Linked DNA regions of Homo sapiens: all the other regions are linked to region 2. Evidence: chromatin contacts called from ENCODE Hi-C or POLR2A ChIA-PET data. All regions are on one chromosome and are shown on one strand. Each heading gives the region's core, a stretch centred on a gene start or an enhancer-like site at or near the end of the contact. The rest is flanking DNA. Distances are from core to core; before and after follow the strand shown.

Evidence for each region. Hi-C counts contacts between places; a loop is a spot of excess contacts on that map. ChIA-PET counts read pairs that join two places held with the same protein, here RNA polymerase II (POLR2A). Pooled maps may share reads with other maps.
Region 1: a pooled map shows a loop between it and region 2 (4-fold over the local background). The contact joins the enhancer-like site here to the promoter of COPS3 in region 2. A Hi-C loop is called at or near these places in 2 of 50 pooled maps. POLR2A ChIA-PET finds 5 or more read pairs at or near these places in 2 of 52 experiments (MCF 10A and activated CD4-positive, alpha-beta T cell).
Region 3: a pooled map shows a loop between it and region 2 (3-fold over the local background). The contact joins the promoter of RAI1-AS1 here to the promoter of COPS3 in region 2. A Hi-C loop is called at or near these places in 3 of 37 single-sample maps with no recorded cell type and 11 of 50 pooled maps. POLR2A ChIA-PET finds 5 or more read pairs at or near these places in 2 of 52 experiments (RWPE1 and activated CD4-positive, alpha-beta T cell).

The regions. Positions count from the first base shown.
Region 1 is chr17:17,626,331-17,630,805 of GRCh38, forward strand. No RefSeq gene overlaps it. Among named protein-coding and RNA genes, the nearest start is that of PEMT, 37 kb to the left of the region's middle. RefSeq lists enhancers at 1-294, 295-1,200, 2,294-2,453. Within about 2 kb of position 2,386, at least 5 of the 41 ENCODE cell types and tissues checked have a DNase peak (open chromatin) inside an H3K27ac peak, as active enhancers do.
Region 2 is chr17:17,279,659-17,284,003 of GRCh38, forward strand. It overlaps COPS3 (COP9 signalosome subunit 3), which reads right to left and starts at 1,588. Exons shown (of 12, transcript NM_003653.4): 1 at 1,474-1,588. The coding sequence starts at 1,528. RefSeq lists enhancers at 976-1,035, 1,686-1,785 and a silencer at 1,226-1,465.
Region 3 is chr17:17,764,437-17,769,155 of GRCh38, forward strand. It overlaps RAI1-AS1 (RAI1 antisense RNA 1), which reads right to left and starts at 1,866. Exons shown (of 2, transcript NR_130894.1): 1 at 1,382-1,866. All of the region lies in intron 2 of RAI1 (retinoic acid induced 1), which reads left to right. RefSeq lists an enhancer at 1,830-1,889.

The DNA.
Region 1 (4,475 bases), core at 1,136-3,635, 350 kb after region 2:
GGCCCTGCAGGTGATCTTGCACTCTGCCTGCATTTCCACCGCCAGAGCCTCAGATCTTTTGTTCTCCCAAATCAATGGCAGCAATGCTGTGGGCTGCCTCAAGTTTCGCCTCTCATCCTGGGATCGGGCGGGGGCTGGGAGTCCTATTGGACAGGGATGCCCCATTCGGGGGATTGCCAGTCAGGGCTGGGGTACGGGTGAACCCTCAAGAGTGACACATCTACTGGGTATTTAGACATGGGAAACAACTTCCCATTTGGCTGCGAGGAGGCTTCGGGAGCTGGGAAGTTCCCCTGCAACTGCCTGTGCTCCCGGGAGGAAAGGCCCCACCCAAGCCAGATCGTGGTCCCCTCGCAGGTGTAACGCATTGAGCTGGGTGAGCTGGGCAGCCTTGGAGTTGAAAGGACCCCAGGAATCCAGTCCAGGTCCCCTGTGGTGCAAATGGGGAAACTGAGGTCCGGACAGGGAGAGGACCTCACCCAGCCGGTGGCTGCCAGGTAACGCATGTCTTTGGTTTTGTCCCTTTAACTCTGTGAGTCTGGGTCTCAGTCTCCTCATCTGTCAGTTATAAATGATAATCCCACTACAGTCCCAGGGCATTGCCGGAGAAGCTGGCGGCGGCGTGGCAGTTGCTGTTCTCTGAAAAGTCCCCACTGTTCCTGCCCTCCCAGCCTTGGTCTTTGCTGGGCCCTGGGGTCCCTTCCTCAGGCTCCTCCCTGCTGAGCCCGCCCCCCGCACATCCTGGCTTGGGTCCCTGCAGTAAGCCCTGTTCTCACCCCCACCCCCGTCCAGGAACAAGGGCTGGGATGCTCTCACCAGCGTCAGCTTCTCTCATGCTGAAAGCTCTGACTCTTGCACCATGCCCAGGCCAGAGCCCTCACTCAATGCACTGAATAACTGAGCACACACAGGCACACCTGGAATCCTAACCGCTTCCACGGTCCCCTAAATGCTCATCCTGAGCCAGAAAGTCTAACTGACTCTTTTGTTGTTCTTTTTTTTTTTTTTGAGACAAGGTCTCGTTCTGTCTCCTAAGCTGGAGTGCAGTGGTGCAATCATGGCTCACTGTAGCCTCCAACTCATAGGCTCAAGAGATACTCCTACCTTAGCCTCTCAAGTAGCTAGGGCTGCAGATGTGACCACCGCACCTGGCTAATTATTATAATATTATTATTGTTATTATTTTTTGAGACGGAATCTTGCTCTGTTGCCCAGGCTGGAGTGCAATGGCATGATGTCCCGGCTCACTACAACCTCCACTTCCCGGGTTCAAGTGATTCTCCTGCCTCAGCCTCCCAAGTAGCTGGGATTACAGGCACCCGCCACCACGTCTGGCTAATTTTTTTGTATTTTTAGTAGAGACAGGGTTTCGCCATGTTGGCCAGGCTGGTCTCGAACTCCTGACCTCAGGTGATCTGCCTGCTGCGGCCTCCCAAAATGCTGGGATTACAGGCATGAGCCACCATGCCTGGCCTCACCTGGCTAATTTTTTGTTTGTTTTGAGATGGAGTCTCACTCTGTCGCCCAGCCTGGAATGCAGTGGCACAATCTTGGCTCACTGCAACCTCCAACTCCCAGGTTCAAGTGATTCTTCTGCCTCAGCCTCCCAAGTAGCTGGGACTACAGACGTGCGCCACCACGCCCAGCTAATTTTTTTACTTTTAGTAGAAACAGGGTTTCACCATATTGGCCAGGCTGGTCTCGAACTCCTGACCTCGTGATCCACCCGCCTCAGCCTCCCAAAGTGCTGGGATTACAGTTGTGAGCCATCACACCTGGCCTCACCTGGCTAATTTTTAAAAAATCTTTTGTAGATATGGAGTCTCACTATGATGCCCAGGCTGGTCTTGAACTCTTAGCCTCAAGTGATCCTCCCATCTCGGCCTCCCAAAATGCTGGGATTATAAGTGTGAGTCACTGTGCCTGGCCTGTTCTTCTTTAAAAGAAAAAAATCTGGCCGGGCGCGGTGGCTCACACCTGTAATCCCAGCACTTTGGGAGGCAGAGGCAGGCGGATCATGAGGTCAGGAGTTCAAGACCAGCCTGGCCATTATGGTGAAACCCCGTCTCTACTAAAAAAAAAAAACAATACAAAAATTAGCCAGGCGTGGTAGCACGTGCCTGTAGTCCCAGCTACTCGGGAGGATCGCTGAGGCAGGAGAATCTCTTGAACCCAGGAGGCAGAGATTGCAGTGAGCCAAGATCCCGCCATTGCCCTCCAGCCTGGGCGACAGAGCAAGACTCCGTCAAAAAAAAAAAAAAGAAAAGAAAAGAAAAATCTTAAAATGCAGAAAGATGGAAAGAATAATAAACAGCCATATTTCCCTCAGCCCAAAGTAAAACTGTCCACACCTCATCATTACTGCTTCTTTCGCTTTCTCTTTTGCCCGGGGGCAGGTGGCGGCATGGTGCACGGCGGGAGGCGGGCAGTGATGCCTGTTTTCCCCATGTTCCCCATTCACAATGGCCGTTGTCGTCCATGCCAGGTGGCCCCAGACCGATGGAAGAAAGGAAGCCCCAGTGGGAGTTTTGGTTTGGATGTCTCTGGTTATCCTCTCACACACTCACCAGCCAGCTCAGGTCCCCTCTGTACCCTGCTCACTCATATATTTTGCCATTTTTCTGTTGTGTTTCCTGCTTGTTCCTTGTTGGTCTGCAGGAGTTCTTTGAATGTGCTAGGTATGAATTCTTTGTTGGTTGTTTGGTTTGTGACATTTACATAAAATAAGATTAACTGGTTTTTTTTGTTGTTTTTTTTTTTTTGAGACAGGATCTTGCTCTGTCACCCAGGCTGGAGTGCAGTGGTCGAACTCCTGGGCTCAAGCAATCCTCCAGCCTCAGCCTCCTGAGCACCTGGGTCTACAGGCGTTGCACCACCATGCCCAGCTAATTTTTTGATTTTCTGTACAGACAGGGTCTTGCTATGATGTCTCAGCTGGTCTGGAACTCCTGGGCTCAAGCGATCTACCTGCCTCAGCCTCCCAAAGTGCTGGGATTACAGGTGTCAGCCACGGTGCCCAGCCAGATTAACCATTTTAAAGTGTATAGTTTAGTGGCATTTAGTATATTCACGACGTTATGCAATCATTACCTCTACCTTCTTCCAAAACATCTTCATCATCCCAAAAAGAAACCCCATCCTTCTTAAGCAATCTCTTCACTTTGCATTCCCCTCTTCCCCAATTCCTTGGCAACCAGCAACTGGCTTTCTGTCTCTATAGACTTACCTATTCCACATATTTCACATAAATGGAGTCATACAACATAGTGACCTTTTGTGCCTGGCTTTTTTTTTTTTTTTTTTTTTTTTTGAGACAGAGTTTCACTCTTGTTGCCCGGGCTGGAGTGCAATGGCGCGATCTCGGCTCACTGCAACCTCTGCCTCCTGGGTTCAAGTGATTCTCCTGCCTCAGCCTCCAGAGTAGCTGGGATTACAGGCATGCACCACCACACCCTGCTAAATTTTTGCATTTTTAGTAGAGACGCAGTTTCACCATGTTGGCCTGGCTGGTCTTGAACTCCTGACCTCAGGTGATCCACTCCCCCTCGGCCTCCCAAAGTGCTGAGATTACAGGCGTGAGCCACCGCGCCTGACAGCCTGGTTTTTTTTTTTTTTTTTTTTTACTTAACATGTTTTTTGTAGCATGTGCCAGTACTTTATTCCTTTATATGGCTGAATAATATTCCATTATGTGGCTATACCATGCTTTATTTAGCCATTCATCTGTTGATAGGTATTTGGGCTCCGCCATCTTTTGGCGATTGTGAATAGTGCTGCTATACCATTTGTGGTTATTTGTTTGACTACTTGTTTTCTTTTTTTTTCTCTTTTTTTTAGATGGAGTCTTATTCTGTCGCCCAGGCTGGAGTGCAGTGGCACAATCTCGGCTCACTGCAACCTTCACTTCCCTGGTTCCAGCGATTCTCCTACCTCAGCCTCTCAAGTAGCTGGGGCCACAGGCGTGAGCCACCATGCCCAGGTAATTTTTGTATTTTTAGTAGAGACTGGGTTTTGCCATGTTGCCCAGGCTGGTCTCAAACTCCTGGGCTCAAGTAATCTGCCCACCTGGGCCTCCCAAAGTGCTGGGATTACAGGCATGAGCTACTATGCCCAGCCAAAACCTCTTCTCCACATTCTCATCCACACTCCTCATTTTCCGTTTTACTTTTATTGTAGCCATCCTAGTGGGCACAAAGTGGTATATTAGTGTGGCTTTGACTTACATTTCCTTTTTTTTTTTTTTGAGACAGTCTCACTGTCACCCAGGTTGGAGTGTAGTTGGTGAATCTCAGCTCACTGCAACCTCCACCTCCCAGGTTCAAGCAGTTCTCCTGCCTCAGCCTCCCGAGTAGCTGGGATTACATGCGCACACCACCATGCCTGGCAACTTTTTGTATTTTTAGTAGAGACGGGGTTTCACCATGTTGGCCAGGCTTGTCTCAAACTCCTGATCTGAGGTGATCCACCCGCCTGGG
Region 2 (4,345 bases), core at 338-2,837:
GTCAAGCAGCTCCTAGAACTTTGCAATTAATGACGGTAACAATAATTTGCAGCTATATTTATTGCACCCCTTATGACAGGCACTGTTCCAACTGCTTTTACATGGTTTCTCTCATTGAATCTTCACAACTCTACATAAACTAGGGACTTATTTTGCAGACGAAGAAACTGAAGCACGGGATAGTTAAAAGGGCCTTCACAGCCAGCATCTAATCATTCGAATTTCAGGTCCAGAATTCGGTACATTCATACGCAATGAATGAACCAAACAACCTGGAAAGTGCGAGTAAAATCATCACAATTCTACCCCTAGAAATGGAGTCCTGGCCGGGCGCAGTGGCTCACGCCTGTAATCCTAGCACTTTGGGAGGCCGAGGTGGGCGGATCACTTCAGGTGAGGAGTTCGAAACCAGCTTGGCCAACATGGTAAAAACCCCATCTCTATTAAAAATACGAAAAAATTAGCCGCGTGGGCTGGCCGCGGTGGCTCATGCCTGTAATCCCAGCACTTTGGGAGGCCGAGGCCAGTGGATCACCTGAGATCAAGGTTCGAGACCAGCCAGGCCAACATGGTGAAACCCTGTCTCTACTAAAAATACAAAAATTAGCCGGGCAGGCGCCTGTAATCCCAGCTACTCGGGAGGCTGAGACAGGAGAATCGCTTGAACCTCGAAGGCGAAGGTTGAGGTGAGCCGAGACCGCGCCACTGCACTCCAGCCTGGGAGACAGTGAGACTCCGTCTCAAAAAAAAAAAAAGCCGTGTGAGCTGGCGGGCGCCTGTAATCTCAGCTACTCGGGAGGCTGAGACAGGAGAATCGCTTGAAGCCGGGAGGCTGAGGTTGCAGTGAGCCGAGATCGCGCCACTGCACTCCAGCCTCGGCTAAAAAAAAACAAAGAAGAAGAAATGGAGTCCTACGAGCGAGAGCTTCCGCAGCATTCTGTAGGACCAAAATAGGCGCACAGGTTCCCGAGCGTGCGCCGCCTGGCAGCGGAGGAGCTGGCAGAGGCGAGCCATAGAGCCAAGACACCCAGAACGGACTCGCCTCCCGCCCGCTCCCGGCGGCCTAGTCAGCAAGCTGCGGATCGGCGGCAAAGATGACATGGCGGTGCGCCAATCACCGAAGGCAAGAGAGACAGAAGGAACCAATAGTCGCCCGAGATGGCTCCTGGCGGAAGTCACGCCCCCAAACTGTCAAGCAAAGCGCCCGGTGGAAGGGGCCCAGGCCGGGGGGAGGGGGCTCCCGGCGGCCCGAGGGAGGGGAGGCCGGCCGGCGAGGACAGCGGAGCGCGAGGGGGCTGCCTACACTCGGCCGCGCTCGATCCTGCCCTGATCTAAACGCCGCAACCCCAAGCCCGGCCCCGGAGAAGAGTCTCAGGACTAAAAGGGCTGTTCCAGCCGTCCGTGCTGGCGCCTGGGGATCCAGGCCAGTTCCCGGTACCCGCCCATGCCCAGCCCGGCGGCCTAGGGCGTTACCTTGAGCTGAGAGCTGTCGGACACTGTTCACGAACTGCTCCAGGGCAGACGCCATGTTTTCCCCCGGGCGGCCCGAGCGGCGAAGGCAGCACGCGCGGGAAAAGGCTGCCGCTCTGGGAGGAGGGGCCGCGGCGATCCACCTGAGGTCCTCGCGAGCGGCGACGTCACTTCCGCTGGTTCAAGCACCGCGAGACTATACCTAGCTGCCCACCCGTTACTGTTTCCATGGAAACAGCCTGAATTCGCCGTAGCCGGAAATTAGTGTTCCATAGTCCCCTGCATCTTTATTCACTGCACTTCTGAAATCCCTCCGCAGGTTAAATGGGGATAGTGGGCAAAAGAAGGAAGGAAACTCATAATTAAGCAAGTATTTTCTGGTTCTGGATTTTGCTAGAGAGGCCCTGCGGTTTTCCACCTGGACAGATACTTCAATGAAGCACAACTTCGTTGCCACGTCTCCCGTGAGGTTTTCCCCGTGATATTAGACTCTGGAGCCAAGCAGCCTGGGTTCAACTGCCTTTTCTACCACTTAGTAGCTGTGTGACGTTGAGCGGGTCACTTGACTGTCGTGTGCATTGTTTTCCCCATCTGTAAAATCTTAGTGTCCTTAACCACGTAAAACACTTAGGACAGTGCATAGGACGTAGGGAGAACTATAGTTATTCATTCAAGGTGTACGTTGAATGAATCGATCCCTTCCCTGCAAAAAATAAATAAATAAGTAACACCACACACAGAAAGTGAATTGATTTTTCCCATCTGGGATTGATGTCTCCCTCCTCCGCTTGTCGCCTAAAGCACTTTGTTCTTCTCATGTTGCACTTCTACTCTGTTACAGAAATGTGTCTCTATAGTCCATGTGATATCTGTAAACCAAAAATAAAAGTCTAAGCCCCCCAACTGACTGGTGGACCCTATCTGAAGCCAAGGACATTCCAATTTATCCTGAAAAACTAGTTCAGGCCATGATGGGAAGTGGTAGTCAGACATGCCTCACAAACATCAACACAGAGACCTTAAGACTGGTAGACTCAAGACTGATAAGAAATATTTACAATCTATTCTGTCTGAATAGCAGGCTACCTGGAAGCCTCATCTGCATGATAAAACCTTGGTCTCCACAACCCCTTATAATCATAACCCAGATATTTCTTTCTATTTACTTCCAGGTCTTTAGATAATAACTCTTTCAACCAATTACCAATCAAAAAATCTTTAAGTCTACCTATAAGGTAGAAGCCCCCCACTGCCCCGAGTTAGCCCGTCTTTCCGATCCTAACCAACGTACATCTTACATGTATTGATCGATGACTCATGTCTCCCTAAAATGTATAAAACCAAACTGTACCCGCACCTTGGGCACATGTCCTGAGGAGCTCCTGAGGCCGTGTTATCATCGCATCCTTCACCTTGGCAATATAAACTTTCTCGATTGAGACTGGTCTCAGATACTTTTGGTTTACGGATCCATTGCTTCTAACTGGCATGGAGTTCCTTAAGGTCAAGCATTTCTCTTACTAACCTTGGTTCCCCTTTAGGGCCCAGCATAGGATTTGCTGCATAGTAGGGACTGAGAAAATAAACATGCATTTTAAAATTTTATCCAACATATGTTTACTGACACTTACAATGTGTTGTACCAGGCACTAGAAATACAGTGGTAGTAAAAACAGTCTTGGGGCCTGGTGCAGTCTCTCACGCTTGTAATCCAGCACTTTGGGAGACTGAAGCAAGTGGATCACTTGAGGTCAGGGGTTGGACACCAGCCTGGCCAACATGGTGAAAAGCCATCTCTACTAAAAATACTACAAAAATTAGCTGGGCTTGGTGATGGGTACCTGTAGTCCCAACTACTCGGGAGGCTGAGATGGGAAAACCTCTTGAACCCGGGAAGTGGAGGTTGCAGTGAGCCGAGATGGCACCACTGCACTCCAGCATGGGCGACAGAGCAAGAATCTGACTCAAACAAAACAAAACAAAACAAAACAGTTTCGGTCCTTCTCTCCTGCAGACAACACATGAAGACCCTAGATAAAAGGAGTTAGTGGTCTGAAGGAATGGAACATGGTTCTATAAAATCATGTCACAGAGGAGATTGACCTGGCTTGGGAGAAACAGGGAAGGCTTTCTTGAGGAAATGGCATAAACTGAGCAACGAAGAAAGAGGAAGAGTTAATAAGATAAGGGGGAAGGAATATTTCTGAGTGAGAGGACAGTATGGTGCTAAGACCCTGCAAGTGAAAGGAGCATGCTAGTTGAGAATGAAGAACTGAAAGAATGTCCTTGTGGTTGGAGGGGAGTAGTTTGTAAGGTGGACAGGGGCCAGGTCATGTAAGCTGTGTTAAAGGTACTGGACTTTTTCCTGAGAAGATTGGGAGGACTGGAGAGTTTTATGCAAGCGGTGGCAGGATCAAATTTGCGTTTTAGGACCGGGCGTGGTGGCTCACGCCTGTAATCCCAGCACTTTGAGAGGCTGAGGTGGGTGGATCACGAGGTCAGGAGTTCAAGAGCAGCCTGGCCAGAAAGATGAAATCCTGTCTCTAGTAAAAATACAAAAAATAGCCGGGTGTGGTGGCGTGTGCTTGTAATCCCAGCTACTCAGGAGCTGAGGCAGGAGAATCGCTTGAACCAGGGAGGTGGAGGTTGCAGTGAGCTGAGATCAGGCCACTGCACTCCAGACTGGACAATAAAAAGAGACTCAACTTCAAAAAACAAAACAACAACAACAAAAATTGCATTTTAAAAAGATTTGTCTGGCTTCACATGGATAACTTGGGAGACAGGAAGCTATTGCAATAGTCAACATAAAATAGAATAGTAATAATTATACTTTAAATAATTATACCTTGAATGCTAATAGTTTTACTCTTAC
Region 3 (4,719 bases), core at 616-3,115, 490 kb after region 2:
AGACATGAAACCTTTTCTGTCCAACTTCTTTTCCTCTTTTTTTTTTTTTTTTTTGAGACAAAATCTTGCTCTGTCACCCAGGCTGGAGTGCAGTGGTGCGATCTCGCCTCACTACAACCTCCGTCTCCCGAGTTCAAGCAATTCTCGTGCCTCGGCCTCACAAGTAGCTGGGATTACAGGTGCCTGCCACCACGCCTAACTAATTTTTGTATTTTTAGGGTTTTGCCATGTTGGCCAGGCTGGTCCTGAACTCCTGGCCTCAAGATATCTGCTTACCTCGGCCTCCCAAGTAGCTGGGATTACAGGTGCCTGCCACCACGCCTAACTAATTTTTGTATTTTTAGGGTTTTGCCATGTTGGCCAGGCTGGTCCTGAACTCCTGGCCTCAAGCTATCTGCTTACCTCGGCCTCCCAAAGTGCTGGGATTATAGGCATGAGCCACCGCGCCTGGCCTCCTCTTCTTTTACTATTTATGAGACCTATCTGTGCTGTGTGTGGCAGTGGTTTTTCATTATTGTGTAGTATTCTATTGTGTGCATATGCCACAGCTTATTTCTCCCTCCTACTTTTGATGAACACTTGGATTGTTTATAATCGGAGGATCTTCGGTGGCTTGCGCCTGTATTCCCAGCACTTTGGGAGGCTGAGACGGGAGGAGAGTTTGAGACCAGCCCAGGCAACATAGCAAGACCTCATCTCTCAAACATTTTTTTGAAAACTAAAATAGTTGGAGGATCTTGTGAATATACCTGCCGTGAACATTCTCCAACACATTGTTTGGTTCCTGTATGTGGAGTTCCCATTCAATGTGTGCCTTGGAAGTGGAACTGCCATGGTCTCATTTGCATTTAAGAAGCCTCTACTGGACACACAGAAGAGACCGAGGTACAGTCCAGGCAGGAGGTGGAGGGGAAGGTATGTGGGCCCAGCCCTAGGGCTCCTCCACCTCAGAATCCAGAAACATCCCCAGCGTGGACTTGTCTTCCAGGCGACTTGGGGGTCTGTATTGTACACACAAGATGAAAATCGTGTAAAGCAAGGCCCAGACACATGAGGCTGAGTGTGCAGCCCCAAACGGCAAGACGTAGGCCTTACTGTGTGAGTCACACGGTGGTGTTATAGCACATTCTAGTACACAGGCAAGAATAGTTGTATAATATTTGAATGCACTGAACTCACTTCCACCAGGTACACGTGTGAGGAATCTCCCTGCAAGTCACCCGTTTCACAAGAGGGAAGACGGCCCATCTTTTAAGTCAGGGGAGGGGACCACTTGCCCTGGGGCCTCGGGCTGGGGTTCAGCCTGCCTCTGTTCCCCACTCTTGGACACACAGGATGAAGGGCCCCAGTGCTGATCGCTCACAGGGGTGGTAAGACTTACCCTGTTACCCTCTTGGGGTGTGGCATTTCTTAGAAGCCAAGCATGGGTAATCCTTTGCCTGGAATGAAGCCAGGAGAATGGTGGGGCTTCAGGCTCTGGTTCTAGAAGACAGGGCTTCTTGGGAGCTGCCCCTGGAGCCTCCCAGCCTGAGCGGTAGGTGCTGGAGCTGGTGCCTTTGAACTTGGATTCATCACAGGGAAGACCTGGGGTCCAGGCCTGGTTCCGAGGTGCCCAGGCCAGCCCCTGAGCAGCCAGGCGGCCTTCTTGTGAACTCACATTGTAGTGTCCCGTGCAGCTGTCCTGGTCCTGCAGGATGCATTCCCCACCCCCAAGCCCTTAAGGGCTGTTGGGTTTTGTTTTTAAGAAACATATGGCCTAGTTGTTACTTTGGCTGGCCTCCCCAAGCCTCATGTCTCTGAGACCCCCACTCCTAAGGAAGGGGGCCAGGCATTGATGGGGGTGTCTGGGAAGCCGAGGGAGGATGCCTGCCAGTTATGAGAAAGATGCATCTTTGTCGCAGACACATGTGGGGCGCTCTATGTAAATTGTTTCAGCGCCTAACAGGAAGAAGAAAAATGAGGCTTTGATGCGAGCCACCACCTCTCAGCCAGGCGTGGTGTCACTCAGGCGCGTCCGAGGCCTGCTTCTATTAAGGAGCTGTAAGCTCTTCTCAGGCCAGAGACCCAGGGTGCTCTCTGGGCAGGAGGTGGCTCTGCTCTGTCTGCCGAACTCTGGGCGTCAGCACTGGGGCGTGCTGGGGCCTCAACCCAGCCCCACCTCCAAGGCAGGCGGAGAGCACTGCTGATGGATTCCCCAGCACTGCACTGTGCGAGGCCCAGGGCGGGGACCCCAGCAGGCAGCGTGGTAGGGTTTGCTGGGGATGACAGGCAGGCGCACAGGCGGCGGCACTGTTAGGCCCCATGTGATGGCCACAGCCTGGCACAGGAATCGGTGCTCCAGGCAGCAGACAGCAAAGGTGTGGAGGCAGGAAAGGAGCCACTGTCTCTGAGGCCTGGGAGAGCACTGCGGGTGCTGGAGATAGATGGTGGCAGGGGCCAGCTCAGGGGAGGGCAGGAATCTGGTCTTGTGGCTTTGGAAGCCCATGGGTTGCGAGCAGGAGAGGGTGGGGTGGTGTGAGTCTGAGGGAGGTCTCAGATGGGAGGGGAGGGCGGAGTGGGGCAGGGACCAGTGAGGGCCAGAGTGGAGACTGGGCAGGAGGGCATAGCACACACATGGACATGCTTCCCAATGAGCCCTGGCCCAGTCAACTCCCAGCTCCAGGAACCCCCCACAGCCCTTTGCTGGGGTGCACACCGTCCAGAGCACTGACTTCCCCAACGAGCCAGGTGGAAATGTCCCAGGGAGGACCCCGGGGCCTGAGGAGCCTACTGAATCCTCAACAAAGAAGGGAAGAGAGGCCTAGGCCACAGCAGGCCCAGAATTATTGTGTTATGCTCTGGATCTTGGGGAATGTGTAATCCCCACACCGTATCTATGGCAACTCTCCATTAACCAGAATTTGGTTCTACAAATTCCTGTTCCCATTCATTCTAGAAAACTCAGAGCTGTTGGTCTTTTTAAAAAAACTCGCTGAAAAAAAAAAAAAGATACTAAAGAATGTAAAGAAGAAAATGAAGTCAGCTCCAGCCCCTCTGCTGAGAACACACTGATGTTAGTACTTTCGTGCATTTCCACCCAGTTTGTTTAAGAAAATTGGGATTGTGTTGAATGCCTGCTTTTGCATCCTGCCTTTTCCATTGTGCTTCAGATCATGAGCATTTGGCAGGTCAGAAAAAAAATGTCTTTGGAAGCTGGGCTGTGGGGACTGGGGTTTGGAAGGCTTGCTGTGTGCTGTGATCCTTCAGGGGTCATCGCCCTCCCTAAGCCTCAGCCTTTGCCTCTCTGCAGGGAGAGACTGAAGGACATTTCTCAGGCTCCCGCCAAGAGTCTCAGTGTTTTCCTTGCAATGGTGGCCTTGTTATTCCAGCCTTGCTACTCACAGGTGGGCCTGGTGATGTTTGTGGCAGGGTGGGCACAGGGCTGGCACTGCCACCAAGTACGTAGTTGAGCCGGTAAGCTCAGAAACGTGGGCTCACTCCAGCCTTGAGCACTTTCCCATCTCGTGATCCTGGGCAAATGACTTTGCCTCTCTGAACCCCTATCTCTTAAGCTCCAGAACCGGGTGGTTGTGATGGTTCATTGGCTTAATGTAAGTGGAACTCTTAGCATATAATAAGTGCTCAGTAAAGAGGAACTGTTGCTACCCTGAGGATTGCTGGTATCTGTGATGTCACAGGTGTAATATGAGGATTAAATCATGACCTTCTTGCAGCATTCAGCAGAATGCCTGGGACGTAGGGGACACTGTCAGGGGGTGGCACCTGGTCCCATGGTCTAGCCAGGACTATCTTTGTGGCCCTTAACTTGTGCAGCTGCCCAGGGCTGGCGCTCAGAAATGGCCTGTGCTTGGTGCATGCTGCTCTGCTGTTGCTATCTTGAGTTTTTATTACTTTGTGAGCAAGAGGCCCTACATTTTCATTTTGCACTGAGCCCCACAAATTCTGAGGCCACTCTTAACAAGAGGATTAATCCCTAGGGCAGACTGGCAGGGCACCCCACACATCCACGGTGCTCAATAGCTATTTGGAGGGTGAAGGCAGGACTGAATGGGCCTTGGTTCAGAGGAGAACAGTACCCCAGCGAGGCCAGGTGGCTTGCCCAGTTTACACGCCAGACATAGGGCCAGGCAGTGCTCTGACCATCACGTGAGGGGCTGTCAGGGCGACGGTGTGTCTGTCAAGGGCAGGAAGTGGGCTGTGTGGAGTGCCAGCCAGGATGGGCAGGGTAGCCTGCGCCCTGCTGACCTGCAGCCAGACACACTGGGGAGACACAAGACGACTCAGGTTGGAATCGATTGAAACCAAGCCAAGAGCTTGGGCCTTGGAGTGCATGGGAGGGGGAGGAGGTTCAGACCCAAGGTGGCGGCTGCGGCTGGTGTTAGCACTTCTTCCCGGCAGGGTGGGCAGGGCCCCATTAGGGGAGGCAGGCCTGGATGCCCCCCAGCACCCTTTCATGAGGGGGAGAGAGGAGAGGAGCAAGGCCCAGGCCACCTGGTATTCAGAAGGCTGAAGTGACAGTGTCAGGCAGTTTGGGGGGCAGATGAAGCCGTGGCAAAGGGTGGCCAGGAGGCCAGAGCAGCACTCACAGATGAGGTGGGATTGGGGCCACCTGCATGTGTGGGGAAGGAGCCCCCAGGACTCGGTGTGTGGGCCTCTGGCTGACAAAGGCCACTCTGCAGAAAGGAAATTAGAAAGAAGAAATGATTTCTTGGCTCATGT